Linked DNA regions of Homo sapiens: regions 1, 2, 3, 5, 6 and 7 are each linked to region 4. Evidence: chromatin loops called from intact Hi-C (ENCODE). Cell type or tissue: mammary epithelial cell. All regions are shown on one strand. Region 1 has its middle 110 kb from the start of SPATA8. Region 2 has its middle 200 kb from the start of SPATA8-AS1. Region 3 overlaps LINC00923 (long intergenic non-protein coding RNA 923). Region 4 overlaps LOC101927263 (a long non-coding RNA gene). Region 5 has its middle 80 kb from the start of SCDAL. Region 6 has its middle 130 kb from the start of LINC02351. Region 7 has its middle 120 kb from the start of SCDAL.

The links. Hi-C counts contacts between places; a loop is a spot of excess contacts. Peaks named below come from ENCODE experiments on the same cell type or tissue, not always from the same donor. Only the 100,000 strongest peaks of a DNase experiment are listed, where the experiment ranks them.
Region 1: a loop joins it to region 4, with 25 times the contacts of the local background. A loop is called at or near these places in 36 of 110 quality-filtered maps.
Region 2: a loop joins it to region 4, with 13 times the contacts of the local background. A loop is called at or near these places in 46 of 110 quality-filtered maps.
Region 3: a loop joins it to region 4, with 30 times the contacts of the local background. A loop is called at or near these places in 32 of 110 quality-filtered maps.
Region 5: it touches region 4 in a loop (2.6-fold over the local background); 21 of 110 quality-filtered maps call a loop at or near these places.
Region 6: it touches region 4 in a loop (11-fold over the local background); 4 of 110 quality-filtered maps call a loop at or near these places.
Region 7: it touches region 4 in a loop (8-fold over the local background); 8 of 110 quality-filtered maps call a loop at or near these places.

What each region holds. Positions count from the first base shown.
Region 1 is chr15:96,891,605-96,895,604 of GRCh38, forward strand. No RefSeq gene overlaps it. Among named protein-coding and RNA genes, the nearest start is that of SPATA8, 110 kb to the left of the region's middle. In mammary epithelial cell, a CTCF peak has its summit at 1,899; no DNase peak of the experiment used is centred here.
Region 2 is chr15:96,581,573-96,585,572 of GRCh38, forward strand. No RefSeq gene overlaps it. Among named protein-coding and RNA genes, the nearest start is that of SPATA8-AS1, 200 kb to the right of the region's middle. RefSeq lists an enhancer at 3,252-4,000. In mammary epithelial cell, a CTCF peak has its summit at 2,312 (motif pointing left); no DNase peak of the experiment used is centred here; H3K27me3 peaks cover 160 bases.
Region 3 is chr15:97,753,727-97,757,726 of GRCh38, forward strand. All of the region lies in intron 1 of LINC00923 (long intergenic non-protein coding RNA 923), which reads right to left. Among named protein-coding and RNA genes, the nearest start is that of LINC00923, 120 kb to the right of the region's middle. In mammary epithelial cell, a CTCF peak has its summit at 1,588 (motif pointing left); no DNase peak of the experiment used is centred here.
Region 4 is chr15:96,355,234-96,359,233 of GRCh38, forward strand. All of the region lies in intron 3 of LOC101927263 (a long non-coding RNA gene), which reads left to right. Among named protein-coding and RNA genes, the nearest start is that of SCDAL, 14 kb to the left of the region's middle. RefSeq lists an enhancer at 3,241-4,000. In mammary epithelial cell, CTCF peaks have their summits at 6 and 1,778; DNase peaks (open chromatin) are centred at 1,798 and 2,068; H3K4me3 peaks cover 1,269 bases; H3K27ac peaks cover 945 bases; H3K27me3 peaks cover 584 bases.
Region 5 is chr15:96,420,502-96,424,501 of GRCh38, forward strand. No RefSeq gene overlaps it. Among named protein-coding and RNA genes, the nearest start is that of SCDAL, 80 kb to the left of the region's middle. In mammary epithelial cell, no CTCF peak of the experiment used is centred here; no DNase peak of the experiment used is centred here; H3K27me3 peaks cover 751 bases.
Region 6 is chr15:98,293,797-98,297,796 of GRCh38, forward strand. No RefSeq gene overlaps it. Among named protein-coding and RNA genes, the nearest start is that of LINC02351, 130 kb to the right of the region's middle. In mammary epithelial cell, a CTCF peak has its summit at 1,530 (motif pointing left); no DNase peak of the experiment used is centred here.
Region 7 is chr15:96,460,845-96,464,844 of GRCh38, forward strand. No RefSeq gene overlaps it. Among named protein-coding and RNA genes, the nearest start is that of SCDAL, 120 kb to the left of the region's middle. In mammary epithelial cell, a CTCF peak has its summit at 2,170 (motif pointing left); no DNase peak of the experiment used is centred here.

The DNA of each region.
Region 1 (4,000 bases), 540 kb after region 4:
ATTGAGGTCGCTCTGTTTCATTTTTGCTGGAAGGATTTTAGCCCTAGTTTTTACCTTATCGCTTATTACACAATTTACGATAAAATGAGATGTGATTCCATTCTTATTGTTGTGCTATAGTCTATTGAACATGCATATATAGAATTCATTTCAGATTTAAACACTATCTTAATTATAAACTGAATAAAATGGACAACCTATCAGGTTTTCTAAATTGCATTCTAACAAATAGTTTCATTTTTTATCACATTTCTACTGTTGACATATTGGGTATAATAATGTTCAGGGAATATTCCCTTTTAATGCAGTGTCTTAATTGTGCCAAAGTATTTCCCATGTGACAACTAATAGTTTATTTCTGACTTACAAGTTTGAGAACTTTAACCGTATGTCATGCCTTGCAATATTTTTCATGATGATCTGCTTAAATAACACTATCAGGAATTTTTTTTTGTTTTAAAATCACCTACAAATGATATATATTTTGCATATTGAAAAGACATCATAAGTATATTACATGTAACTTTCTATTTTCTTTAATAAATAATGTGATTGCTTGTATTTAGGATTCATTTACAGACACTTTTCCAACAAAAGACTTACGTACATTAAGTTGAAAATATTGAAAGAAATATCTCAATTGTGATTAAAAATGAAATACCCAGTTAATGGAATATAGAATGCAATTTTTAAAGAAAAACATATGTGCCAGAACCTGAAAAGTTAAGTCTTATTTTTATATTTACTCACTACAAACTGTGAACGTTGCTTTAAATGAAAAATACGTACCTGATTAAACATATAGTTTTAAAGTAGTCCTAAATATAGTATATTTAAAGTAATCCTTCAAAGTAATTCTGAGTTAATAGCATGGGTCCTAATCCTCAGAATGTAATGCTATGTATTCTTTAAAAACGCTGATTTGTATTCATATGATATTTTAAAATGTAAAAGAATAATCATGCTGAGAAAAATCTGACATTGGAAACTGAAGACAACATATAATTTTGTAATTAAAGGTAAATTTTTCATATGTGCAGCATTTGTTGAAGAATTTCTAACTTAAAAATCACTTAAATTTAATTTTACATGTCAAATACATAACTATTTCACTGACACAGGGGAAAGAATTTAATTAGCACTTTAATGTTAATTGTTTATTAATGTGTTAAGCTTATCAAACTGCCTCATTTAACTTAATAGATATTGCTATACTTTCGTATATTATTCTAATAAAGTATACAATTTGGATTTTTTTCCCTTCTTTTTCAAGTTCCCATGCAACACCTACACGTAAACCTGGCCAACTGGTCTGTTAGAACAGAGCGGGGTGTTTCCTGAAGTTTGAACCTAAACTATTAAATAAAACAGTTATCCTGCAAGACCCAAGAGCTATTACTGCCTACTAATGTCGTCTTGCAGATACTTTTTTTGAACAGTACACAAGAAAGTTGATTCATTTCTCTCTCTCTTTGACTATAAGTAGGGGGTTGTCCAACACACACACACACACACACACACACACACACACACACACACACAATTTTTAGTCATTTTTTTCAATTTAAATGATTTGCTATCACAGTTACTCCATCTTTTATCTCTAAAATAGTTTCAACCCTGTTAATGTGTGCATGTACTTTTTTCTTATCAGCCTCTCAGCAGCATTTGTGATTCATAGCAGCCATCAAAGTGATAATAAACTCATTCACAATACTAACAAACACGGGGCTCCCAGTTATTTACGAGGCAAATTCACTGCAAGGCTGGGCTGTGGAACGGGAGAATCAAGATGGTGTTGATTGATAAATTGACAGGTTAATTTACAAGTGGATAATAGGAGTTAGACCCAGAGGGAAAGAAGGAAGGTCTGAATTCTAGCTTGGTTGCACTGCCATCTGTCTTATGCCCAGAAAGCTGCAGGACTGCTGGCTGGCAGGATCAAATACATACACATTCTTCATAACTTAAAGACAAAGACCTCCATTTACTGCTTTTTGATGGGTTTGTTGCCTTGGTTCTTCACACAATTGACCCTCAATATGTCACAAACAGTGCCACGTCTCAGTGTTTTTTATAAGTGCCACTTAGAACATGACTTAGAATAAGTTATTCTGTCAGTTTCACAAAAACAATGAACAAAATTGCTTTCAAGACTATATTTCACAAATATTAATTGTCATTGGATTGTTGAAGAGTGAATGCATTCTTTCAGATTTCCAAAGCCTCTGAGATGTCCTTGTTCTAGGATGTACATCGCCCCCCACCACCCCCACAAAAAACACACATATACCTTTTCTTTTTCATCCTTGGTATTTAGATGCTATCGGTCTAGCTATTTACAAGATAGGGTAAAGCAAATTGTATGAATCTCATGTTAAACATTTGCATCACTGTTTTTCCTAGAGTTTTATTGTTGTAAATTTGAACATATTTCATAATTTTAAACAATAAGTTTACAAAGTTCTTTTCAAAATGGAGTACTAGTGCATTTGTTTATGTTTCATTTCCAGTGAAATATTTTATTGTACAGGCCAGCCATTTTTATTTTAGTTTTGTAGGAACAGGCCATTAAAAATCTTTTAGGTCTTGTGTAACAGGGACATATTATCATAAGTTCTCAGGAAATTGCCTCGATTGGGCTAGTGCCACTGTGAGTTAGATGGCAAATTTGCAACTACTGTCACTTTGGGAGAAAACCTAGTCTTTGGTCTTTTAAAATTGGTTGGTTAGCAGCAGTGGCTATGCTGGGGGCCTCCAAAATTGCCGGGCTGTGGTTCTTACTTGCCAGCACTTATAATTCTGAAAGTCGCCGGTCTCAACCCAAACCTTTTCTCCCCATATCGCTACATTGTAGGCGAACACCCTTCTCAGATTCCAAATCCATTTAATGCTTAGTTCATGTTAAAACTTGGTAGGTTTGAACAAATACTGAGGAGTTCAACACATTTTCAAAGGAAATTGAAAAAGGCACAAAAGAGCATGTCTGCTCAGCTTCTGCAATTCATTACGAAATGCCAACACTAATACTATTTTTAAACAGATTGCTCCTATTAATCAAGGTATTAAAATAAACTATTAAAATTATGCCTCTAGTTGAGTAACATGAGAAAGCCCATGGAAAATATCTGGTCAAGAATGAATGTCAGAAAAATAAAAACAAATAACTTTGCATGCATGGAATTTTATGGTGTCACAAGGTTAAAAATGTCCCCTTAAAGGGTAAATATCCTTTGAAAAGAAAATGCATTTATGTGTGAATGGGAGGTTGAATGGCCTTTACTGCTTTGTTTAAACATAGACAATCATCTTTGTAATTTTTTTTGGCAAGTTGTATATTTTTCAAAAGAGACTCATAAAAGATCGCATGTTTAAGATTGCTAATTTTTCTTGATGTGGTGACTTTTTTATTAAAAGGGAGTCTTTTCTTCAGTAAAGTGTTTAAGTAGTTTTTAAATTTCACAATCTACAGATTGAAAACCTAAATTCTTTCCTCAGACTGTGAAGCAAGGCATTTTCTTTCTGAGGACTACTTAAACTTTGCATTATATATTTTCTATTTAAAGTCTCAGTGACAACAAGTGTTATGCAAAATAGGAAAATAATTGATAAGACAGCTTATAGAAATGTATGCTTTTATACATATTTATATAGGGAATGTAATAGAAGAAAAATATGCTCAAAATTTAGTTTAATACTTATCTCCTGTCTCTAAATTCCAATTGTAAAACTGTTAGATTCATAGAGGCATAATTTCTAATATATTATACTTTTTAACTTAAAATATGTTAACTTCCTAGAGATTTGTTTTTAGTGAATAATTCTCAAACCTCATGACTCCACTAAGATGTAGCAGAACTCGTTTTCATCAGAAGCATGTTGACATGGAAGAGAATAAAGGCCCAATGCAAGAATGGGCAGTCATTGATAATTTTATTTGTTTAAAATTGTGAATTATTTTTAGTAAGTGGACTTCTCTCCCGTGCACAATTAAGAAGAG
Region 2 (4,000 bases), 230 kb after region 4:
GCACCGAAGCACAGATCCCATGACCTTGCAGGGATTTTCATGTGAGGTGTTAATTGAGAGGGTGGGTTAATCTTTGAGCATCATTGTCCCCAAGCTCTGGGCAAAGTTTGTGCTTCGTTTCCTTACTCAACAGTACATTTGATCTCTACCTTGTCCCTCCATGACAGTTTCATAAGCCCACCACAAACTCTCTCTTGATAAATTTGTTGGGGGAAGATAAGCTCTTGCCCTCTTGTTTGATTTCATGAGCTTGTTTTTGTGCCCAGCTCAAAAGGGAGAGGAGTGTCTCACCGAATTATATTCAAGTCCTACTTAGAGACAGATAAATGCACATACAGTAAAGATCTCAGCTTCTCCTTCTTGCTCCTTTTCCTGCTACGGCCCCTCCCTTTCTTTGCGTGGTTCAGTCTCTCAGGGAAAAAAAGACATGACTTATCTGTCGGGAGAGGCAGAGCATCAAACACTAGAAGCAAATGGGTGACAAATTTAAAGGAAAGATATCAATGGTATTCCATTTGAGTGCTGTGAAAATGTTATTGTTTATTCCTCTTTTGGGGAAAGCCTAAAATAATGAGAAAAGCAATGAGATATAGGGGATAGTATTTCTGTAATAAACACACACACATACACACACACTCTGCAGTGTTCATATAGCACTTGTGTAATGGGCAAAAAGGCAGCCTATTCCTTTTGCTTTTTAAAAATAAATAATGAATGACTTTTTCATGTGTTATTGTATAGGCCTGTCTTTTCTATCGTGAGGAGTAAATTTTTACTGGAGGCAGGATTAATGTATACTGGCTGACCTTAAAAATGACTCCCAAGTGAGCAGGAAGGTAGTTAAAAGAAGCAGAAGTAATGGTATTCACACAGGAAACACAGAAAACGACAATGATTAAAAAAAAGATTATGAAAGAAGCACAAACGTTAGCTGTCCTTGACATGCAATGCGTTTCTCCGATGTGTTTCATTACAGCAGCTGTAGATGAGTTTAATTACAATGCTTCAAGACCCTTTTTGGCGCCATTGCTGAAACGCAGAGAGAACTCAGTGGGACTGTGGACAGCCACAGCCCCTGCCCGCCTGAGGGGCTGAGGGAAGAGGCGGGGGCTTGTCACACAATGGGTCACTGTGCCCTGCCAGTGGCAGACTTCCTCTATCGCCTTCTCTGCCTTGGCGAGGCAGGGGTACCGAAAGAGGCAGAGGTGTCAGGCTGCTGGTGCAGAGAAGTTGTCAGTTTCCCTGGACACCACCAGAATAAGATGCAGCCACTGCTCCAGTGTGAACGAGTGGCCTCCCCACCAGCTCCTGCCTGCACTGTGCCCCCTTTTCCAGCCTGGCTTTTAATTATTTCGAATAGTCTATTTAATTAATATGAAACAAAAATTCTGTTATTCGAATTGAGTTTATTTCAAAGATATTGATAAAGTAATATTCCTCCTCATCCTTGTGTTAATAAGTTAATGGTTTTAACATTTAAAGACGTCTCATGGTTCTGATAATAAAACTAACCTTTGGCCAACACAGTTACAGAGTCTTTCGCACACACTGACTGACTTAATACACTGACATCTAATCACTTGCTGAACGAATCCCTGGATATTCAGATTCCTCCAAATCACACAGTTTTAGTGGCTGGAGAAACAGAAACTATTTCTAATTTGCCAAACACATCATAAAATTATTTGTGTACTTGTGTTGTGTGAGAAAAGTTATTTATTAAAAACCTGTTGTTTCTTCAAAAGCATTATCCTTTTCCTGTATTAGATTTTTGACTCCTTTGCAAATGAAGAACTTGGATGTAATATGCATAGATATATGCCTAATTCCAGCCATGGTTAAAAGCAGCAGGCTCATTTCAAGACGCTTTTATTTCATCCATTTGTCATGCATTTGCCTTAAAAGAAACCAAAATCCTATAGTTTCATTAGTGTTGCAATCAGCTTCCTTATCTTGAGGCCTAGGGTCGGGGGTAATGCCACAGGGAAAATCAGTCTTAAAAAAGCAATCTTTTCCATCACTGGCTCTAAGCACAAGAAGGCTGCTATGGCACCCCAATATCCAATACCTGGTCACGGTTTCTGCTGCTTCATTCTGAGCCCAGATTTCAAATTAAAGTTTGACTTTGGCTTCTCAAAGGAAAAGGTTTCAGGAGCCGGGTAAACAGCCTCAGCCTGCACCAAGGGGATTAAGAGGTAGGGCCAAGAGTGGAGGGAAATTGAGGATATGACAGAGGCCACAGTGAGTTCAAACAAAATTTGGCCTACAGAATGCAGGAAAAATCCCCTGGTGACAGGTGCCATCTTGTGGGTCATTCTGCCACTCTGCCTCCTGCCACTTTTTATAACAAGAACAGATAAAGGAGAACTGGATGCTTAGAGTCTTAGAATTGGAAAAGTAATTCAAGAAGATGTGAGTGGAGTTGGCTCTAGGCTTTTCACGATACTGTAAGCATCAGTATTTTGCTTTCCAGCTTTGAGTGCTATTAAGAAATTTAAACGAGTGTATAGAGGGAGAAAAAAATAAATGTGTAACAAAAAAATGTCTATTTGAAGTACAGGATGTAATCATTTCTAAACATCTGAAAATGTTTGCTTCTTGAGAGACATGTACAAAGTAAGTTCTTGCTTGGGCAAGACCCAGACCCCAAAACTACTCCAATTAAAATTTGTCAATCTTAAGGAATGTGTTTCTAACATCTGTAAGCATTTTGAGCTCAGGCAGATATTCTGGTCAGCAAATTTCTTCAAGATAATTACCTTTGAACTGTCTCCCATGTAATTCACAGGTCCACCAATATAAGATCTTATCCCTTTCTCTTGAATTGGATGGTCTAACAAAGAAAAACAGAAATACACTAAGTAGCTAAGAAGTTGGCACTAACAGTAGAGGTTACGGTTCATTTTTACAAAACTCATGGGGTTTTCACACTTTGCCAGGAGATCACGCTCTTTAAACATGCAGGAGGAGACATATTTCTTTGGAAGATGGGGGTGGATGCAGCACTCCAGTGCCAGCCTCAATGTCTATGGTGCAAATGTAAAAATGAACAATTTTTCACCATAGACACTGGTCCTGGCACTGGAATGCTTTGTAACAACATATTTCCCTCCTAAGAAAATTACTTAAAACTAGGACCCCCAGTCTCCATGTTGTATCGGTCAATGCAATTTTATAATATATAATACAACGTTGTCTTTACACATTCACATATAATATATCTCATTATTTTATAGACAATTGCATTTGGACTGCAAATTTCATTGCCAAGTCCTTAAATATCCAGTAGGGTCTATGTTTCTTGTTTCTTGGGTTTCAAAGGATAATTAACTTAATAATGAGCTGCTGTGAGCCTTTATATTAGCTTAGTTGAGAGCCAAATTGCTAAGTATCTGTGGGGTTGGAATCATAGGTCTAGCCTTCCATTTGGTTAGTTCCAGGCCTTTATCGGATTGAGGGATACACTGGGACTTACGTGGCAATTCCTGACAATGGGATTATGTTGAATCATTTTATGCTCCTCACCGAAACATTTTGGTACTTTTCTGGAACCCCACATTTTCTGCTGTGTGTAATTTTTGAAAGAGAACGTGAGTATTGCCTTCACATTCTTCATGGGAAACTTTTTGACATTTTAAAAAGAGACCACGAGAAGTTTATTAAAGGGTCATAAAAACAGGTTACTATTGAAGATGGTCCTTTCTTTGCATCTTGGTCTTGCCAGTTTCATCTACCTACCCATGAGAGGAATATTCAACAGAGCTAGAGAGACTGCGTGTTCCATTATGAACCAGCTTTGTGATCCCAGCCCAGGGTTTTTATCTGAGCATGAACAATCTGGCTTTGCGGGGCAAGTGTGTCAGCTCGCCCCCAGAATTTCAGCATCAGGCCGGGGGCCTCTGCTGCTGAGCTAGCCTCCACCCTTTGAACTTCTCCACCTTCCCACCAGTTCCCCCAAAACAACTCTGCAAAAGACAGGAGTCAGCCCCTGAAAAGCATA
Region 3 (4,000 bases), 1.4 Mb after region 4:
TAAAGATTTTGTAGGGAAAATTCATAGATGACCATTAGTTATGATTATTTTACTAGCTAAAGAAGAAATTCTTTGATAGTTCTAGATACCAGCACGTTACTTTCTTTTTACATAGAGCTTTTTGTTATGGGAGTAACAAGAAAAATTTTCAGACATTCGTTTCATAATTCTTGGCCAAATTTCCATCAGCAGAAGAGCAAATTTGTTGATGACTAAGCAGAGATTCAGAAAGCCCAGGGACCTGGCGAGGGTCACACAGCCTTTCTGTGATAGGGCGTTGATCTCCCAGCTTCCATTCACTCCATAGGGGAGTACAACTCTGTTCATGGATCCCATCAATTGAAATAAAAACGAGAGCGAGAAAGAGAGAGAAAGAGGGAGAGAAAATGAATGGGAAAAAGAACGTGCTTGAATGGACTGTATGGTTTGCATGAGACTCGTGCAGAAATTGATATTTTGCCTGTTTTTTTTGTCTCAGAGATAATCTTAGAAAATGTCTGCCTAAGCTTCTATCAGGGGTGTCCCAAAACTTGGAAATTAGCTTCTCACAGTCCTGGAGAGTCCCAAAATGTTAGCAAATTAAAACAATTTGTCTCCCTGGAAGCCCGGGGTATATTCACTGCTTAGAATTGAAGAGGAATAAGGGACCCACATGTGCTTTTGTGACTAACTGCTCTCCACAAACAACTTTTTAGACAGGCAGCCAGCCTAAATACGCTGCTCAGAGTTAGATGGGAAAAAGGTGTTGCTATGCTAGATACTTAAGAACCTAACACACAAGAATATCATGCTACACTTTCTGAAAAACAAAAAAAAGTGGGGAAGGGGTGGCATCAGCATTATCTTCCTCTTTCCAAATTAAACATCAACATGTTTTATTTTCCACATGTTTTGGACATACATCCACTTTTAAAGAATATTTATTAAGGCTTGTGTGTCTAAAAATACAGGCCCTTCCTCTATTACAAAATTCCCCAAAAAATTCAAAGGGAGAGAAAAATCTCACACAGATAAAAATCTCCCAAGCTGACCATTCCTGAACAAACTTTATTTTACAAACTACTAGGAAAAAATAATTAATTCAGCGCATTTATGAAGAATGCACACTTTTATTTTAAAATTCATAATGTCTAAGTACAAAAAGGTGCTAGTATAAAGAAGAAAATAAGATTTTTCAATGCAATGCTTCATAGAAATATTTTCTATTCAATTCAGTCATGTATTTTTAAAATTTTACACAAAATTAGTATATCACATTTTGGAATTATTTAAAACAAACCAGACCTTTCATTTACACACACACACACACACACACACACACACACACACACACACACTTCCTACCACAAATTTCTAGAGGCCAATAAAGAAACAGCATGGTAGCATTCAGGCAACATAAAAGTATTTGTTACTCATTATCGTCTATTTAATTAGGAAGTATTATTTCCTGTTTTTCAAATCAGCAATTTCTCTCTGAACAATAGATTAGGATACACCTTCCAATAATAATTAGAAAAAAATCATCTACTTCCAGCATATTGAAGGGTGAAAGTCCAGCTGCCACTGGTAAAATCTATGGTATCCTACCGCCATCTACTGACCATTGCTCAAATATTATGATTTAAAGGTACAGGTTTAAATTTATAAAATTAAGGAATTTTCAAAAGAAAACACTTTGAAAGCTCTACTGGAACAACTCATTACTCTGGCAGTTGTTCCAAATGTTTGAAAATACTTCCCTAATCTGAACCGAACTCGATCTACCTGTAAATACCACCTCCTGGGCTTTGCCTTGGCCTCCACTGGTATAAAGAGGATGCTGATTTTCTCTTAAACTCTTCAGAATTCGGAGGGCAATGCTCAAGCCCTTCCTATCTCTTCCCACCCACCCACCCAACACACACACACACACACACACACACACACACTGTCTCTCTCTCTCTCTCTCTCTCTCTCTGTTTCTGTTTCTCTCTCCCTCTCATTCGCTCAGTCCCTTCTTCAATCTAAGCAGCCTACCTTTCTTTATTAGCTCCACATCTGATGTGGTTTGAAGTCCCATCAAAAGCCAGATAGCTGTCCTCTGAACAAACTCTTTCACATACTTTTCTCATTAAATGCTGCATCTGAAAGAAAATACTCCGCAGAATAGATAGAGCACCTCCCTTTGCATGCTCTACCTTTGTCAATGCAACCAAAGGTCACAGTCAATATTTTGGCAGCTATACACACCATGTAATAACTTGCACTCAGGAAATCTCCTAGATCTTTCTATCTGTGCTACTGGCTGCTAAGCTATGCTCCCCTAATAGACATATGCAGTTGTATTTTTGAAACTAAGAAAATATCCATACATTCATTCAGTGATCTAAGATATATTCTTATTGGTGATGGTTCATGGTTCCAGCCTGTCATACATTTGTATCCTAATTCTGCTATCTTTTCCAATTTCATAGTGGTCTTGTATCTGTTATTGATCAATATTATTTGTGTAGTTATTTATTTTTCAGACAGAGTCTCACTCTGTTGCTCAGGGTGGAGTGCAGTGGCAGGATCACAGCTCACTGAAGCCTTGACCTCTCAGGTCCAAGCAATCTTCCCACCTCAGCCTCCGAAGTGGCTGAGACCACAGGCATGCACCACCACGTCTGGCTAATTTTATTATTATTTATTTAACTTACCATCAGCTACTCCCCTCCAAACCACTTTTCTGTATTTCTCTGGACATCCTCCAGTATGATCAGTATGGGAAAAGTTTCAAGGATGTCATTCAAGTGCTTTGTGCAGTGCCTAGCACATGACAAAACCTTGATGTGACAGCTCTTCCTATGATTATCATCAATAAAAATAATTAGTACAAATATATGATACAAATTAAATCTATGACATAAATAACCACGAAACAAGTATCAGTTCTAATAATACAATCATTCAATCAATTGTCATTTGCAACTGAAGCTCATCTTCTGCCCTTTCTGCTCTTCACGTAGGCAAAGGAGATCCTCTCCTCCAGCAGGACCCTCAGCTCCCAGAGGACATCATCTTAGCAGGAGTCTCAGTGCTTTTGGACAATTAGGAATCCTCTTGCAAAATGTCCCTTCCCACTGCCCCCATCTTGGCTTCAGATCTTCTCCTAAGAGACATTCTTCCTATTGAGGAGGAAGCCACATTCTGAATCAAAGAGAAGGTGGAAGCAGAAGAGAAGAGAAAGAGCCTGCGTCTTCCGCCCAAGCTCTGCAGCAACTTTTGGAGCCACTGAGCTGAGCCAGGACCTCTGTCTGCTGCTGGCTCCACCCTTTGCCGTGAAGGCATCAAGCAGGTGACACCATGTCCCTGAGCCTGTCTCAGCGCATCCTGGGACTGGCACAGACTGACACAGCTCCGGTATACAGTCCACGTTTTCTGTTCCTTGGCACAACCCAGAATGAAGATGTTTAGGTCAGAGTTATTTAGTTTTAATAAAACCCTGTATGTACTGGGATCAAATAACTCATTTTTAACTCCTGAAAATTGGACCAATATTGACAGCTTTTGCTTAATCCAGAACAGCTCATTGAGAAAGGGGTCAATATCTCTCCCACTAGGAAAAAAAGACAAATTGAACATTCACCAAAATTTCAATATTTCGTTAAAATAAATGAGTTTTTAAATACTAAAAACAAAATTCAATGGTTTAAAAAGTCCATTGATGTAGGAAAACCCAAAAGTCACCTAACAAGTAAAACAATCCTCTTCTGATACATGTCATAAGAACCAGCTAAGACTTCCAACCTCTGGCTAAATGTTAGGGCCTGGAACAGCACATTTTTATAACAAAGTTATAAAATAGATGGGAACCAGAAATAAGAGAAACAGGCACTAATGAAGGCTGATTTCAAAAAATACCTTATTTGGGCACTCTGGCAGGGGCAGCCAGAGAGTGGAGCTCTCTCAGACGGCTGGTCTCCTCGCCTGATTTCCAGAGGTCTCTAAGGCGCTGGGACTGGCAGTCTGGACCTAACTG
Region 4 (4,000 bases):
GCACTGCATCTTGCGGTAGGAAGTGTAATAGCAACAAAAATCATTTTTCATCTCCAGGCATTATTGGGCGAAAAAAACCCCAGAAAACCTGAATGTGAGAAGAGGAAGGGGTGGAGAAGAGAGAAATGAAGGGAGAGAAGAAGGGGGTGGAGGGGGGGAAGAGAGAGAGAGACAGAAAGAGAGAGACACACAAAACCTTTTCCAGTTTAGAACTCCTTTTCCAAACTGTAGGCGTGCAGGTTCACACCTATCATTTCCTATGCCTTCCTCTCCTCGGTTTTTGTCCTAGTTCCTCACTGCTGGCCCTCAGTGGGCCCCAGGACCCTCTTGGGAATTCCCTCTGAGCTCCCATTATCTCTCATCAGCTGCCTTCTCCCCATGTTAGCACCAACTCTCACCCCCACCCCCATGCCTAGGCCTCAAGACCCCCAGGGCCCGGGCCACCCCTCCTTAGCTGGCAGTTACTAGGGATGCTCACTGAAGTCCTGCTAGGAAATTGGGGCCTTTCTCCTGTGTGGTCTCACAGGAATCTTTCCTAGCCTGATGGAGAAGAGACAAACCAGCCAGAAAGCCAACCTGGCTATTTTCCTGGCGCAGCCGTGTAATTTCTGAGCAAGATCTGAGAGCTCCTAATCAGCAAGGAGGAGCCCTGGTTACAGGGAGAAGGGGCACTCACGCTATCCCCTGCCTGCCCTTTGGGGGCTCACCCCGCTAACTCAGGGGACTGCGGAGTTTCAAGAAGCGATCTCTATGTTGGGATTGCTCAGGCAGGGAAATACAGGGGCTTATACAACACCAGATAAACTCTATCTCCACCCTATAGTCCCCAGTTCAGCTCCCATTATTTGTAGGATCCACAGAGCTCCTTTTAAAAAAAAGGATTTGAACTTTGTAATAAAAACTACATTAAATAAAGGTTCTGTACCTCCCTTCAAAACAAAGAAACCACACAAATCCTCACTGGACCATGACAGAGATGCTGTATTTTTAAAACCATGTTTGGCATGTAACATTTGTTTTAACTTATAACACCCATCTCTGGGATGGTGCACTTTGAAGACACATTGAAGCAAAGGCTCACCATATAAGTGGGTTAAATTTTCTGTATATTTTATGGTCGTGTGGATATAAGATTGCGGCAAACCTGTTAAGTTATCAACTGGATAAAATAGTGTCAAATGCCCAGTTGCACCTTGGAAAGAGAGGCTGTGTAATTTGCAATTCTTGCCAGTTGCTACTTTCACCGGCGGACAGGTGTACGTGTTGGGGGCTATATTTTGTGGTTATTTAGTCAGCAAAGCCAAAAGCTGTGGGTACAGTGTCCCAGTAGGCTGGAGACTGGCACTGCAGAACCCCTCTAATGCTGGACTGACCAGAATAAATGAATTTTGGTGGAAATCATAATTGGGAAGGGATGACTTTATAGGCACCACCTCATGGGAGACATCTGCACTGGCCGCAGCTGAATGGCCGGAAATACACGGGGCCCGAACTAGTGGCTTCCTAAAGACCACGTCTCATTTATCTTCTCCTTTCTAGGAAAGCAGCTCCCCAGCTTGAGTGACTACTTTAGACTTGGTGAAATTGTGCCTATATATTTTTCTCCTTCTTCTGTTATTTTCCCTTCATCCCAATGCAGCCACTGTGGGATCTGTCGGTCACAGATAATGGTTTTTAACCCGTCAGAAGACCTGTGCGTTGCGGCTTCTCTGAGGGTTTCGATTACGGAAAAAGTCCGGGTGACGTACAATTAGGCTGCCGCAGGCTGGGAGGCTTGGCGGCGTCATTCCAGTTTCTGCAGCGAGGTGGCGCTCCAAGGTACGGCAGCGCGCCCGGGTTTTCGCCACCGAGCGCATCCGCCGCCGCGTCCACGCAGCGAGGCAGCGGCCACCGAGCAATGTTAACTCGGGGTTCCTAAAGCCTCTGAGCGGAAAATCGGGAGCGCTCAGACCCACCTAGGCGGAGCGGTCCGCAGGGTGGGCGAAGGCCTGAGGCCACGACTGGGGAAGGCTGGCGGCGGCGGGGAGCGCTGTGATGGCGAGTTCCGGAGCACACTCCGCGCGCCGCCGCTCGGGGGAAATCTTCGAAATTCCCGGGCGGGGCGGAGGCTGGGGCTGCAGGTCCCCAGGCACGGCGAGCGGCGCGCTGGAGTCAGCCTCGGCCCAGGCACACCGAGCAAGCGCCCAATCCACCACAAGCTCAGAGACGCAGCTTAGGGTTTTTTGTTGTTCTTGTTGTTCTTTTTCAAAGAAAAAAATAAGGAAAATATGTGTTCTATCGTTGTCCCCCAAACTAAAAAAGAAAAGATATATAGTTTTTGGGTTTTCCTTTGCTTTCTTCTTTTCTCTCATTTCCTTTTTCTTCCCTTCCTTTTCCTTTTATTTTCTGTAGTTTTTTTTTCTTACCTCTCCTTTCGCTTTTTTTTTTCTGTATTTTTCCTCCTATTTCTTAGAACTGGTTGTGTGTGTGTGTGTGTGTGTGTGTGTGTGTGTGAGAGAGAGAGAGAGAGAGAGAGCTTGAAAGAGAGAGGGAGAGAGAGAGAGAAAGTGAAAGTATTACCACCGGCTGGTAATACTAGAAGGCTTGGGCAAATGGTAGCAAAATTGGAGAAACTATTTCAATTTATTGAACGGACTTCAGTGCGTACGATTTCGTTTCCATGCTTCTGCTCTTTCTGGGTGTCTCACAAGCTCTGAGTCGAAGATGACTGGGAGAAAATGGCTCTCACTCTGCCACTCCTCATCTGCGGTCGTAGGGGCCCTTTAAAATCATTTTTGAAACAGTGATAGAATAATAGTAATAGTCCCAATGAACAGCGTTTCCTTCTGGCATGAATTTTCTCGTGGTTTTGCAGCCTGGTCGGCGGGACCCGAGGAACGCGGGCGGGCGGCGCGGCTGCTAGGCTGGGGCCCTCCTGTCAGCAGCTGGTTCCATGTGAATCCCCTGACCCGTGAGCTGTCCCCCTCTCTGTGGCCCTGGGTCTCGGGCCTGGGCCCTCGCAGCTGCTGGGATGCTTTGCTGCGACAACACCCTGCCTTCCACATGCAGCCGCTGCACTTCTCCCTTGAGTCGCATTTCCGGCCACCTCACCTTCCTTGAAGTTTTCTAGTATATAAGGAGGAATTTTCGGCCCAATTTAGAAGTCTGCAGAAACTCAGAGGGTCAGGTCATTAGGAATGTTAACGCGGCGACCAAGAATTATAAACATGATCTGAAAGTCTCTTCCAATTCATTTCTTCAAGTATTTATTTGAGCTAAGTGATGAAAAGTGACAGTTGTGAAATAGACAGCTTTTAAAAGTAATGAAGTCAGATGAGGCTTTAACCTGTCGATTGCTATAAATCAACTTTGAAAAAGAGGAATGAAGAATGTTATTTGAGCACCTAACCGCCAGCATTTGCTTTGCCGGCTGTCGACCCTGGAGTTGGTCTGCGAGCACCTCCCAGGAGGCAGGACCCAGTGAAGCCCTGCGCCTGCAGTGTGACCCTCAGGTGACATGAAGGATTGGGGGCCGCACTGCCAAAAGGCGACATTTTCGTGTGTGGGGGAAGGAGGGCTCCATTTCCACTCAGACTTTTGTCATGGGTTTGGGCTATGCAACGTATCTGGGCAGGTGACCCCAACCCTTAGCACAGTTAGGAATTCAGAGAGGCTGCCACCCATGGGGCTGAACCCCGAAATATAGATCGGCGCCCAGCCCAGCTCCCCAGCTGGTTGAGGGCGTCTACTTCCTTCTTCCATCCGGTTGGGGAAAGCCCAGGGCCTGCATGACGCCCTGACTCTACTAAACCTTTAGAAATGGTGGCAGCAGGGTGAGGAAGATGAGGAGACTAAATTTCTCCAGGGGTGGGTGGGTTGAGCTGGGGCTGAGTTATCTATAACATTAAATGACTCTCTTCTGTGAGGGAAACCCAGGAAGGAGGGGTCCTGCGGTCCTAGGGGCCTGGGGGCTGAAGGCAGGATAGAGCAGGTGTCTGAAGTTCTTGTGGGGAGGGGAGAA
Region 5 (4,000 bases), 65 kb after region 4:
ATGGCCTACAGTAGGAATTAATGTCTTGCTAATGTTATTATCAACAACAGTGTTTTTGTTCTGATCATGTAGAATGTTGTGACCAGACTTCAAAATGTAAACTTGAAATTTGAAGTGTTTCTATTAAGACCTTGTTCAAATATCTGCAGATTTGCTCAAATCTGCACTAAGCTGAAGCATCAGAATTACAAAATTGCCCCAAAGGGGCAAAGTGATCACTCTCTTTCTTCCTGGCTCCCTGAGCCTCGGATAAACCACATAGCCTTCTACGCAAATGCCAAGCTAAAATGCGGCTCTGAGGAGTGGTGAGAATGCCGTGAAAATGTCTATACACCAAATCACAAGAAAAAGCTACCAAGAGACCCTAAAGAGAAACCACAGTGTGACTTGCCATCCAGTCACTTTATTTGGTAAGGATGTCAGCATGCTCTTTCTTCATTTTTGCTTTATGCTAAGTACCTAATTCCTTTGTAGCATATCTTTTAACATCCTCTGAGTTTTAGGATGTGTGTTTTATATGTGCCAGGCACTGTCTTTTATTAGGTTGTCCAAGTTTAAATTTATTTTGAATGGAAAGACATATGTCCTGATAATATGTTAGAATATTGATTTAAACTAGGATCTTGATGTAAAAATTAATGGAATGAAATAATAAAATCTTTCAGGGTTTGATCCCCACCCCTCACGTTGGCTTTTGTAATGAAGACAAAACCAGTTTCGACTGGGTATCACATTACCTCAACTATGGGGTATCTTTCTCTCTGGTTTTGAGCTGCTCTGGCTCTTTAGATAGTAACTTGAGACCACAGCTGAAGTGAAACCGGGGTGTTGGAAAGGCAGCTAACAGCACCCTCCCTTTCTCTCCAGGTCACCCTTCATGGATATAAAATATGACTCAATTTTGTTACATTAGATCACAGAACCTCAGGCATGCATAGTTTTCATTTTATGTAACTCCCCAAACTAACTCACACAAACAAGTCCGGATGGGAGCCGGTGTTTTCGGACACGTGTTCATGCTAACTTTGCCACTTGGAACCACACCCCCTCCTCTCTACATCGGCATTCCACATCCTACTCACATGTTTCCCTTTCAACATGTTCAGTGTTGTAAGACAGTCTGTTTCTACTTGGTGCGCATACCAAAAATTTGTGTTCTAAGAAGGTGGTGTTTGTGTGAGGTTTAGATGTTTCCTAAATGTCATCTGTCTTGCTCTATTTCATATACAAAGTGAATTTTAGCTGTTTAAACTCAGCTTCAGTAGTAGCTGTTTTCTTACTCTTAATTCATCCTTTCAAATAAAGGTAAAGGTAACTTTAGTGAAATACACATAACTTCCTATTGTGTCTTTTCATGGTTGCTCCATGGGCCTGAAATAAATCTTTGACTTTCTCATATTTGGGCTGATAATCTCTTCAAACTTGCGCAAAAGACCCTAAACAAATATATTAGAATATTTTTGGACAGGAAAATAAACCATGGTGATATGTTGGTTTCTGTATGTGAAGGCTGAGATTTAAGAAAATATGGTTTTCCTTTAAGTCACATATAAAATTTTTTAAAACATTGTTCCTTTTGAGGTTTAGCAAATAGTTAAACTAGTTTACACAGTTCTCTTTTTTCTTCCTTTTAAACACGGCACTTAAGCAAGCAGACACTTTAACGTGCCTCGCTATTAGACAGCTTTTCTTCATTGCCTTTTCATAGCATGGCTATCGAAAATAAGATAACGCCCAAAGATCTGGGACCTAATCAGCTTTCTAGCTGGGTTTAAAGAGTCTAGAGGCTGTTTAAAGGTAGCTCTAGTTATGTGTGCGGGCCCACTGCAGTGTTTGCTCTGCCACATTTTGATGGAGAGGGTAATGTGTTTGCTAGATAAGGCGAAAGGGACCAGCCAAAAAAGCAAGGCTCTGTTTGATAAACCCTGACATATTTAGCCATTTTTCACACACATGAAAGGAAGCTTTAAAACTCCAAGGAAAATAGAGGTGTCCATTCAAGCACACTAATGTTTATCAAGACAAAAAGGGTAAATAAAGAAAATTGGCATCTTGTAGTCTATTAAATTAATTAGCTCTAGAGCTTATCATGAAATTGAAAAGCTGGATAAAATACAAGTTTACTTCTTGTTGTTGTTACTTAATATGAAAGGTAAGTTCTTTAAGTCAATGTACATTGAAAAGACAGTTATTTTGTGTGGCTTGTCTTGCCCTGGTGGAAGATTTGAGCCCTATATAAAAGAGCTCATGAATCGAAGTTAAACTTTTATAAGCCTGATTGGCCTGGACTTGGGATGAGATCTTTATTTGAAATTAGTGTTAAAATACATGGTGACATTCTTTGTAAAGTGACCTATAGCCTGAAAACAGATTGATAAAACCAGAATACAAACTATGCCACTTGGAATATACTTACAATTAGAGGTCAGAATGTTTTAAAAGTCCAGTTAAAATAAGTTCATACAGAAAGATATTTTAAAACAAAACAGCTTTACAATCCAGAATCATTTTTTTTAAATGCTGGGGGTGAATTCTTTATTGGTTTATAATAATTCTCCTTTTCTAGAAAAAGTAAAGAAGAAAACATCTGAAGGTTACACAAAATACAGCCTTCTTTCAAAAATAAGAATTTAAATGATGTAAGTGTAAAGATAATTTGGGTTTCGACTTTCACACTATGATGATTTTAAGTTAATTTAGAGAGAAATATCAACTCTAAATCAACATTTAAAATTTTAAATTTAGTAAAATTTTCTGTTTTTTTTTTTTCCTTAGGAAAGATACTTTTCCGGTCTTTTTTTCCCCTTAAATCAAAAGTGTTTGATAAACTGAAGAAGTTGTGTCAAATGATTAGTTCATCTATAGAACATTTTAAAATATAATCACTTGAACCTCTAGAAATGTGTTTCATCTATATATTAATCATTTTAAACATTTTTTATGCCTTGGTATTAATAATTTATATGAGTGTAGATTTTTAGATGAATTTAATGTCAACTAGAGATTAGTGTGCATTAATTAAATTGACTGTATCTCCTTTAATGAGAAAAAAGGATTTAGTTTTAATACTGATGATCTTAATGAAGCTTTTCTCTACTTACCTGTATTTTCTCAACATCAGAAATTATTTTTATTAAAAGGTGAACTAATTTAATAATGGCAGGGTGACAAAACATGAAATAAATCAAATGGTTGCAAAGTGACATTGTTTTTGTTATTGAGGTTGAATCATCAAATCACATAACTTTCAATTAAAAAGAAATCAATTCATATCAGCTATTTAAAAATAAAAACATAAGTTGAACTTCACGTTCAATTTTCATTTGAGCATTATATAAAATGGCTAACTGTTTGATAGAATTTAAAACAGTACCTCGGATAGAACATGTTCAACACACTTGAATCCATCCTCTAAACAGTGTAAAAGTCACCTCTTATAAATGCATTTTCAGTAAAAATCATTGTCCCAAAAGGTGTGTTATCATAACATAAAATCCTTCGAAAAATTTGTGAAGTTTGTGAAATTAATCACTATATTGACAAAGAGGCACAAAACCCCAAGCAGGGGAGTGCATAAGGTTTTATGACATCTCCTCTCCCTGTAGATGATTACATGTTAAAAGAAGATGAACGTTAGTTGAGCACTCTAGACCACCCTGTAGTTGTTATAATTTATTTGGGGGAGCATTCATTGGAATTATAGGTTACTGCTCCTTTTAAAATTATTTATTTATTTACTTAGTATTTTAAAATGGACAATGGAGGAGAAAAACAGGAGAACAGGGCCTGGCAAAAACCAAATTAAACCAAAACCAAAGCAAACAAACAAATCCCAGGCTTGTTTCCCTCCGACCCTCTCCTTTTTTCTTCACATTCCGCATACAGTGCATCCTTTACCAGTTAAAACTCACGTTTAGTGTCTGCCATCCAGCCTCTCATGAAGGCTTCTCACGAATGAATACTTAGTTATTCTTCGTTGATTCTGTCAGGGCTCTCATCT
Region 6 (4,000 bases), 1.9 Mb after region 4:
TTATAAAGACCTCCCAATCCCTGCTTTAATTTCTCCGATCAAGAAGCCACGGTGACCAGGTCAGATGAGGACATCAGGAAGGAAGTCCACTGATAATATAGATTATGGGAATATTTGAGTCCCATCGGTGCTGTTAAATTGATCGGCTCCATTCAGCACCTTGTGAATCGAGATGGGAAATCGATGGTTGGACGGGCCAGGTGCCGAGATAAGTGACCATAGCGTATTTTTGTTATCTCCTTACAGAGAGTCATGATCTCTACCACCCTGAGTGCTCTAAATCTAAGCAAAATACAACAGAAAATCCAACACAGAGGAGGTCAGGGTGATTGCGCGATTGTGCTATAATCCAGAGAGGAAGGGGTCTGGCTGGTCCAGGGCTAAACTCTTCCTAAATGTGGCCACCCCCGCATGTGAGGAATTGGACCCAGGAGCAGCACAGCAGCTCCACTTTATCCACACCAGCTCTTCATCTGCTGCAAGTGCTGGGGGCTAAGCGGAACAGCAAGGAGACTGCCCTCCACCCCAGCTGAGGCTGCCAGTGTCAAGGCACTTCTAGCATGGGAGCCGAGCCCGCCCTCCAAAGAAGAGAGCTTTGCATTTCCTGTGTATCACCTGCCTCTGTTGCAAAATTCCCATCCATGCCTCAGGAAGATATTGCAGAGAGTGACAACCTCCCACTATTCCCGTTATTTTTCATTGTTTGATATTCAGGTCTTTTCTGCCTGCCCAGCTCAGGAATTCCACTCTCCCTAAACGAAGAGACCGTGAAGACCCTCATAACTCCCATCCATCACAGACAGAAATACCACAGATTAGGAGCCAGTAAAGAAATAAAACACACATTTTCGCATGCAATTATATGTGAAATTACTGCATAGACAGATATCCAAACTCTCAGGAATCCAAATCAGAAATAACATTAATTACTCCGAAAGGGTAACTAGCCAAAGGAAATTGAAGTCTTCTAGGGAGGCTGCACAAGGATTTTAATTTTCGATTAAGAAACCATTTGCGGGTTCCAATCCCCAATAGATGCAAATAACCCTATTTCCATACACTGGATGCAGAGTCAGTTTTATGTATCTCCAAAAACAGGACAGAGAAACTCTGAAAATATTTGTCAATCGTTTCTGCACAACGTGCTGTGCCTGCAGTCTTTGCACGCCCACATGCAGGGCTGTGTTAAATCTGTCTCGACCTCAGTCTCATAAAGAAATAAAGACCAAGTTATCACCATTTGATACCCAAGCGGCAGATGCTCTTTTCCATCTGGATAATGAACATCAAAAACCTGGAATGTAGAGAGATGTGTGTTCTTGGTTACAGCGCCTGCAATGCCCCTGCTTAGCTGAGAAATATTAGGGCTCAGTAGAAACATATAAGTCACAACATCCACAATTCTGCAGGAAAGAGAGAAACTTTTAATAGGAGCGGGGCTGCATCAAAGCAACCCGTAATTAGGTACAAATTTGGCTCATGGTTCAGCAATTTCTACAGATTAGCTGTACTGACCTTCTGGAGCCCCAGGGTGCTTATTTCGCATTTGCGGTTGCAGAGTGACCTCTAGTGTTAAAAGACAAGGATTTTTTTTTTTTTTTTTTTTTTTTTTTTTTTTTTTAAGGATAGCATCCAAAGTTAACATCTTTTTTTTTCTTTTTTTTTTTATTATACTTTAAGTTTTAGGGTACGTGTGCACATTGTGCAGGTTAGTTACATATGTATACATGTGTCATGCTGGTGCGCTGCACCCACTAACTCGTCATCTAGCATTAGGCATATCTCCCAATGCTATCCCTCCCCCCACCCCACAACAGTCCCCAGAGTGTGATGTTCCCCTTCCTGTGTCCATGTGATCTCATTGTTCAATTCCCACCTATGAGTGAGAATATGCGGTGTTTGGTTTTTTGTTCTTGCGATAGTTTACTGAGAATGATGATTTCCAATTTCATCCATGTCCCTACAAAGGACGTGAACTCATCATTTTTTATGGCTGCATAGTATTTCATGGTGTATATGTGCCACATTTTCTTAATCCAGTCTATCTTTTATCTATCCTTACTATTGAAAGCACGAGCTGTAACACACCTTTGGGGAAAAGTCCCTGGGAAATCTCCATAAGGTAATCAGATACAGATGTGACTTTTTGTTGTGTGCAAATCACCGTTAGAGACTGTTCTAAACCTTCTGTCATGGAAATTTCCAAAGGGTTTACACATTTCAGAGAATATCTATGTTGGCTCTTTTTTTCCTCTTTTTGTTATATATTGGGGTTATGTGAAATTTTATTTTTAAAAATGTATGTGCCTTATGATGCTCTCTGGCCTATAGACAATTAAATAACTTATTATTCCCTCTTAAGGAGAATGGGCCCAACATTGACCCCAAACAGAGCCTGAAGTTTTTGCCTTAATTCCTTGAAAATAAAAATGATGGGAATCACAGCAGAAACTCTTTGGGACCAGGGCCGAGTTCACAGTGACAGCTCATTCTTGCCACTGTTGGCCCTAGTTGGGACTTGGAGTGCAGTGAGCAGGAGACAGTGTTTGCTGGGCACCAGTTGAGCTGGCCAGAGCCAGTTACAGAATGCACAGGGCCCAGTGCAAAGTGAAAATGCTGGGCCCCTTTTCCAAAAAGCAGGAAAGAAGGTGCCAGGAAAGGTACTAAAATATAAGGACTTTTCCTTTCTCCTGCTGTCTCTCTTTTGACTTGCAGTGTTATTATTTGCTATTTAATAGCTGCTAGGTTTGGAAAAATTAAACGTAAATTGATAGCACGAATCTTACCATTCCTGTGCCTTGCCATCTTACAATACTAATGGAAGCATTTAGCTCAAAGCATGTAGCTCACATGCAGAATCACAGAAATTATAGAATTTGTATTTCCTAACTTATACATAAATAGGTTTGGGGGCGGTGAGGTTTAACCAGTACAGATGATTGCATTCAGAGGCACACAATGGCACAATCGCCCTGGCCTTTCAACCAATCCCTTACTGGAAATGCTGCACAAAAACTAGCTTTGCTGGTTTTATTTCATTTCTGGATATGCATACATTCTACCAGCACCCTCTGCCTTCGAGTTACTGAGGATTAAGACAGGACTGAAGGCCAGGTGCAGTGACTCACGCCTGTAATCCTAGCACTTTGGGAAGCCAAGGCAGATGGATCACTTGAGCCCAGGAGTTGGAGACCAGCATGGGCAATATGGTGAAATCCCATCTTTACAAATAATACAAAAAAAAAGTTTCTGGGTGTGCTGGCATGCCCCTGTAGTCCCAGCTACTTGGGAAACTGAGGTGGCAGGATTGCTTGAGCCCAGGAAGCAGAGGTTGCAGTGAGCTGAGATCGTGCCACTGCACACCAGCCCTGGTGACAGACCAAGACCCTATCTCAAAAAGAAAAGAACGAAAAGAAAGGCTAGTTCCCTTTCCTCCTATGTCATAACTACTGGCATAAGTGGTTGACTAACACAGAGAAACAACAGGAATGAAAAAGAATATGCTAGGCTTCCTTGGCTGATGATGTCCTTAGAACATCATATCCTTCTTTCCATTTTGAGTCAAATTCTAGTTTGAATGGAAAGCATGGCCCATCAGGCCCATACTTAATCAAAGATGTAACACTTGTACTCACTTTGAGTAATCTTGTTCTCACTTTGAGTCTTTCTGAACTCCCACCATCATGGGAGCACCAGAATTCTGTGCTCATGAGGCAAGGAATGGCAGCAAACACACATACCACGCGTATCTCCTCTGCTCAGGTGCATGCTGTATTGTCCCATTGGACTTCATCACAAGTGTAAAGATAAAATCATGGAGTATTTAAAGATGGCAATGGCAGAGGATTCAACCATGCACAGGGCTCTTCTGAACATGAGTCCCTGTGTGACTGCAGAGGTCAAATGCCCATGAAGCCAGCAGGGGCTGGGGAAGCTGGCCTTCTGGCAACTGATGCACCTGGGTGCCGTAGAAGCAGAGAGTGGGACATCCCTACAGACA
Region 7 (4,000 bases), 110 kb after region 4:
CTGTGCTTATCTTTTTATCAGGAGCCCACTCCCTCTGTAAGTAAACAACTCAACTGATAACAGTATTAATCCATTCATGAGGGTAGAGCCCCCAAGACCTAATCACCTTTTAAAGATCCCACCTCTTAATACTGTCATGATGGCAATTTAATTTCAACATGAATTTTGGAGGGGGACATTCAAGCCATAGAATTAATGAAAATTTAAAATATGCCAGTTGTAAAATTGTAAAAAGTACAAACATTTAATTCGGAAGACAAAAAGACCTGTAAAATTAACGTGTGGCTGCTTTTGTTTCATTTCTTTCATTTTAGCTCCATTAAGTGGCCAAAAGAGTGGACATTCTAAGACTTCATTCCCATTTTAGCTTTGTCTCAGCAGCTGGGCAGCCACAGCTACCCAATTTCACCAGCAGGACTTGCAGATGAACCCATCAGCCTTTGAATCTTACCTCAGGCTCTTTGGGTCAGAGAATAAACCACTGTCAAAGCAAGCGGGAAACTTCTGCCTCAGTTGTGTGGCCTGAAGATACACAGCTCAAGCTCCTCACTTGTTTTTACTGACCTTAATTTTTCACTTGTAGAAATATCCTCTTTATACTGAAGGAAAAATATTCTTTTTAATCATTGTTCTTCTCTGGAAAGAACACGCAGGATTCTTTTTCTTTTTTTTTTAAGAGCTAGGAATCCAGTTGTTAATAATCACTTACATGGGTCTGGGATGTTACATAGGTACAACAAATCTATTTACTTTTGTTAAATAAAATGAATAGTTTTTGTGATAAGAGTTACATCCAAGGTTTTTATATATTATGCAAACTTGAACACCCATGTACAACAACCTAACACTTGAAATTTGCTTGCTTTTAAAATTAGTTATCTAATAAAAATAGCAATAAAGATAGCAATCCTTATTCTTAGGCCATAGTGTCAGAGGTAGATACAGAAAAACCTTTTTTTCTGATTACTGAATTGTAGTTTTTAATTTACTGAATGATCAATTACTTTTAAAAAACGCTATTTAAATTGTTTCTTAAAGAAACATCTACCTGAATAATAAAATCACACAATTTTCTAAAGCCCCAAGAAGCTAAATGGTTTGCTTAAGGTCAGCCACCAAAGACTGGGACCCACTTCTCCTGGCTCCCAGAGAGTTGCATCATTGATTACACCATTGTGCTATTTGCATTGATAATGGTTGATAACTAAGTCTTAAAAATTTCTAGATCCATCACCAGGGTCTCTAATGTAGGCGGTGATCTCCAAGCTAAGTATCCTTATGAAACCATTTGGAAGAAGATTTAAACTGGCTGGAAAGTTTAATGCTATTAGAAAATATTCATTTTGGTAAGTACATTCTGAATGTTGTGTGTGTGTGTCAATACTCAACATATTAGACTATTTTTTTGTCATCAGTAGCTGTAGTTTATTGGCTGGGCAATCAGATGAATATCTTTCTGTAATCTTAGCTCCACTAACTTCCTTGGGACACCTCAATTCAATAATATTCAAATGAGTAGTTTATACTATTCTATAATGCATTAATCTACATTTGTAGACTCAAATTAAAAAATTCAATTGAAAAGGAATCAGTGGGAAAATGCAATGTGGTAAGCCTACTTCTGAGCAAATTGTGTCAGGAGTTGCTGAGTGAGTCTTTGCTATAATCTTGGCCTTCCATTTATTATTTATTGGGGACATAATTTTGCACTTGTAAGTCATATGGACCTGAATTGGACTTTCCAGCTTTTTCACTTACTAGGTTTGTGAACTAAGAGAGTTATTCAGCTTTCCTAAGTCTCAGTCCTCATCTGCTAGGTGGGAGAGTAATAATATCCACGGTGGAGAGTTATGGTGAAGATTATGTAAGACGTGGTGGATAAAATGCTTAGCACAGTTACTTCCATATATTATTCATTCAATGAACAGTATCCACTAATAACTAGCACTGGATGCCTCTACCTAGTATTAATATAATTACGTATTAAGATGTAGGAGACAACTCAAACTGCAACTTACTATGGAGATGGTGGTGGAAATATGCTTTGGACTGAAAACTGATTATAGGGATCAATTTCTTGTACAATTATGATGGAATTTATGAGACGAATGGGTTGCTGCTGCCCTCTTTGGTAAGGAAAATGGAACCTTCCAGTCTCTATGATCTCCCTCTAGTGTTTGAAATTTACGGATGCTAAAACATAATTAAAATTAGCTAAAATAATTCATATTCTTTTCTAGGCACAGCGGCCCCCTGCTCTGCTCTGCTTTCAGATCATGCATGTCTGTGACATCCGTGAGCGCTGATGGTGCACGCTTCCAGTCATTTTCCTGGTAAGTGTATTCAGTGATGGCATCAAATTCAGCGGTTGGAAGTCTTGCCTCAGGCCTTGGAGCTAAATACACTGAAGTCACTTGAATATGAAATTCCTTAAAGTCGTTTAACGTACTCATTAATTTCAAACGTTTGGACAAAAATTGCGAATTTGGCAAGTTTTCTCAGAAGTTGGGTACACTGAGTCCTGAGTACGACTCAGCAATTAAAAAAAAGAATCACTCGCAATGTCGAGAAATGATCCCACCAAAATACAAAGGTTTAATTTCATCAGGGAATTTCTAATTAATGACGTTTGAGTGGGTTTTAAATTCCCCAACCACATTTCCATCATTCTTACTCAACACTTGGGGAAGGTTTAAGCCTTAGGGCATCTTTTAGATGAATGCTAGTAGCCACATTTATGCTGAATGGAACAGCACCAGTAAATGCAATTATAGCAGAAAAGAAAGCTTGCATTCCCAGGGTACGCACTCACACTCCGTTACAGTGCCCCATCCACGTTTCTTTGTTTCATTGTACTGAAGAGTAATAGCAAACGGCTAACCCAAAGTATGAAACCGTCTTGATTTAATATTTCCCTTGGCCAATCCAAGAGACACTCCCTTGCTTTTATGTGGGCGCTGTTTAGGATTGATATGTGCAAGTACTTTTCCAACAGCAAAGTAGGGAGGAGGTTTCTCTTGCTTCTGAAACCTCATTGGGCTGATCCTGCAGTCTCATACCTGAGTAAGATGCTTTTGGTTTTCTGGGATTCCATTGCGAGGTGCAAGACATGATTTCTGGAAGGCTCTTAGTGTCCTGGGGGGCCGATTTCATCCAGCAGCGTAAGCAACTAACACACACACAGGCCAATTTACTCACTGTAGGACTGGCTTTCTATTTTGGCTGCCAAGAATCTCTGAATCCTCTCGCAGTGCTGGTGCAGAAGAGGGTTTTCCTTAAGTTATATGGAGACTCAGCAGAAATGAGATTGTAGTAAAGACTAAAGGGAAAAAAAGGGGGCATGATGGTTCAAAGGGTTGCCGAACATAAGAAGTGCGTCCACGTATTCTTCTACTCAGCATCTTTATAGAAGCGTATTTTTGGAAATTGCCACATTTCTTAAATGCCTTAAACACCTATAATTTCCAGTTCAGAGACTCCGGCTTCATGATACCCTGAATTGTCTTCTTTATTCATCACAAGAGTGCTATGAAATTCTAAAATTCAAGTTAACTTTAATAAACTATGTGTAATGTGTATAGATCCACATGAACTTGTAATACAGTTTAGAAGGGGGAGTTCTTTTAAAGCAATGTAAAACTGACTGATAAACTGTGATGGCTTCATAAAAATTGGGTAACAAGAAATCCCAATATAGAGAGATGACTGAAATGGCAATAGAAACAGGGTAGTGGCAGGTAATTATAGGTTTCAATGCTGCTATGGCTGTGGAAGAGTAAATATAGCACTAAAAATACTGCAAGTGAGAAAATGCTTAGACATCTTTTATATGCACATATTGGTATGCCATGAAGAAAGAAAATGCATGTTTATATTATTTATTGATAAGGGAGTTAATATTGACAAAGAAAAACTTTGGATTCTGTAAAATCTACCACTTTTCACTTGCTGGACACCAATGCTAAAGGATGATGTTTTACAGTATCAGCGTTTCCCAAAG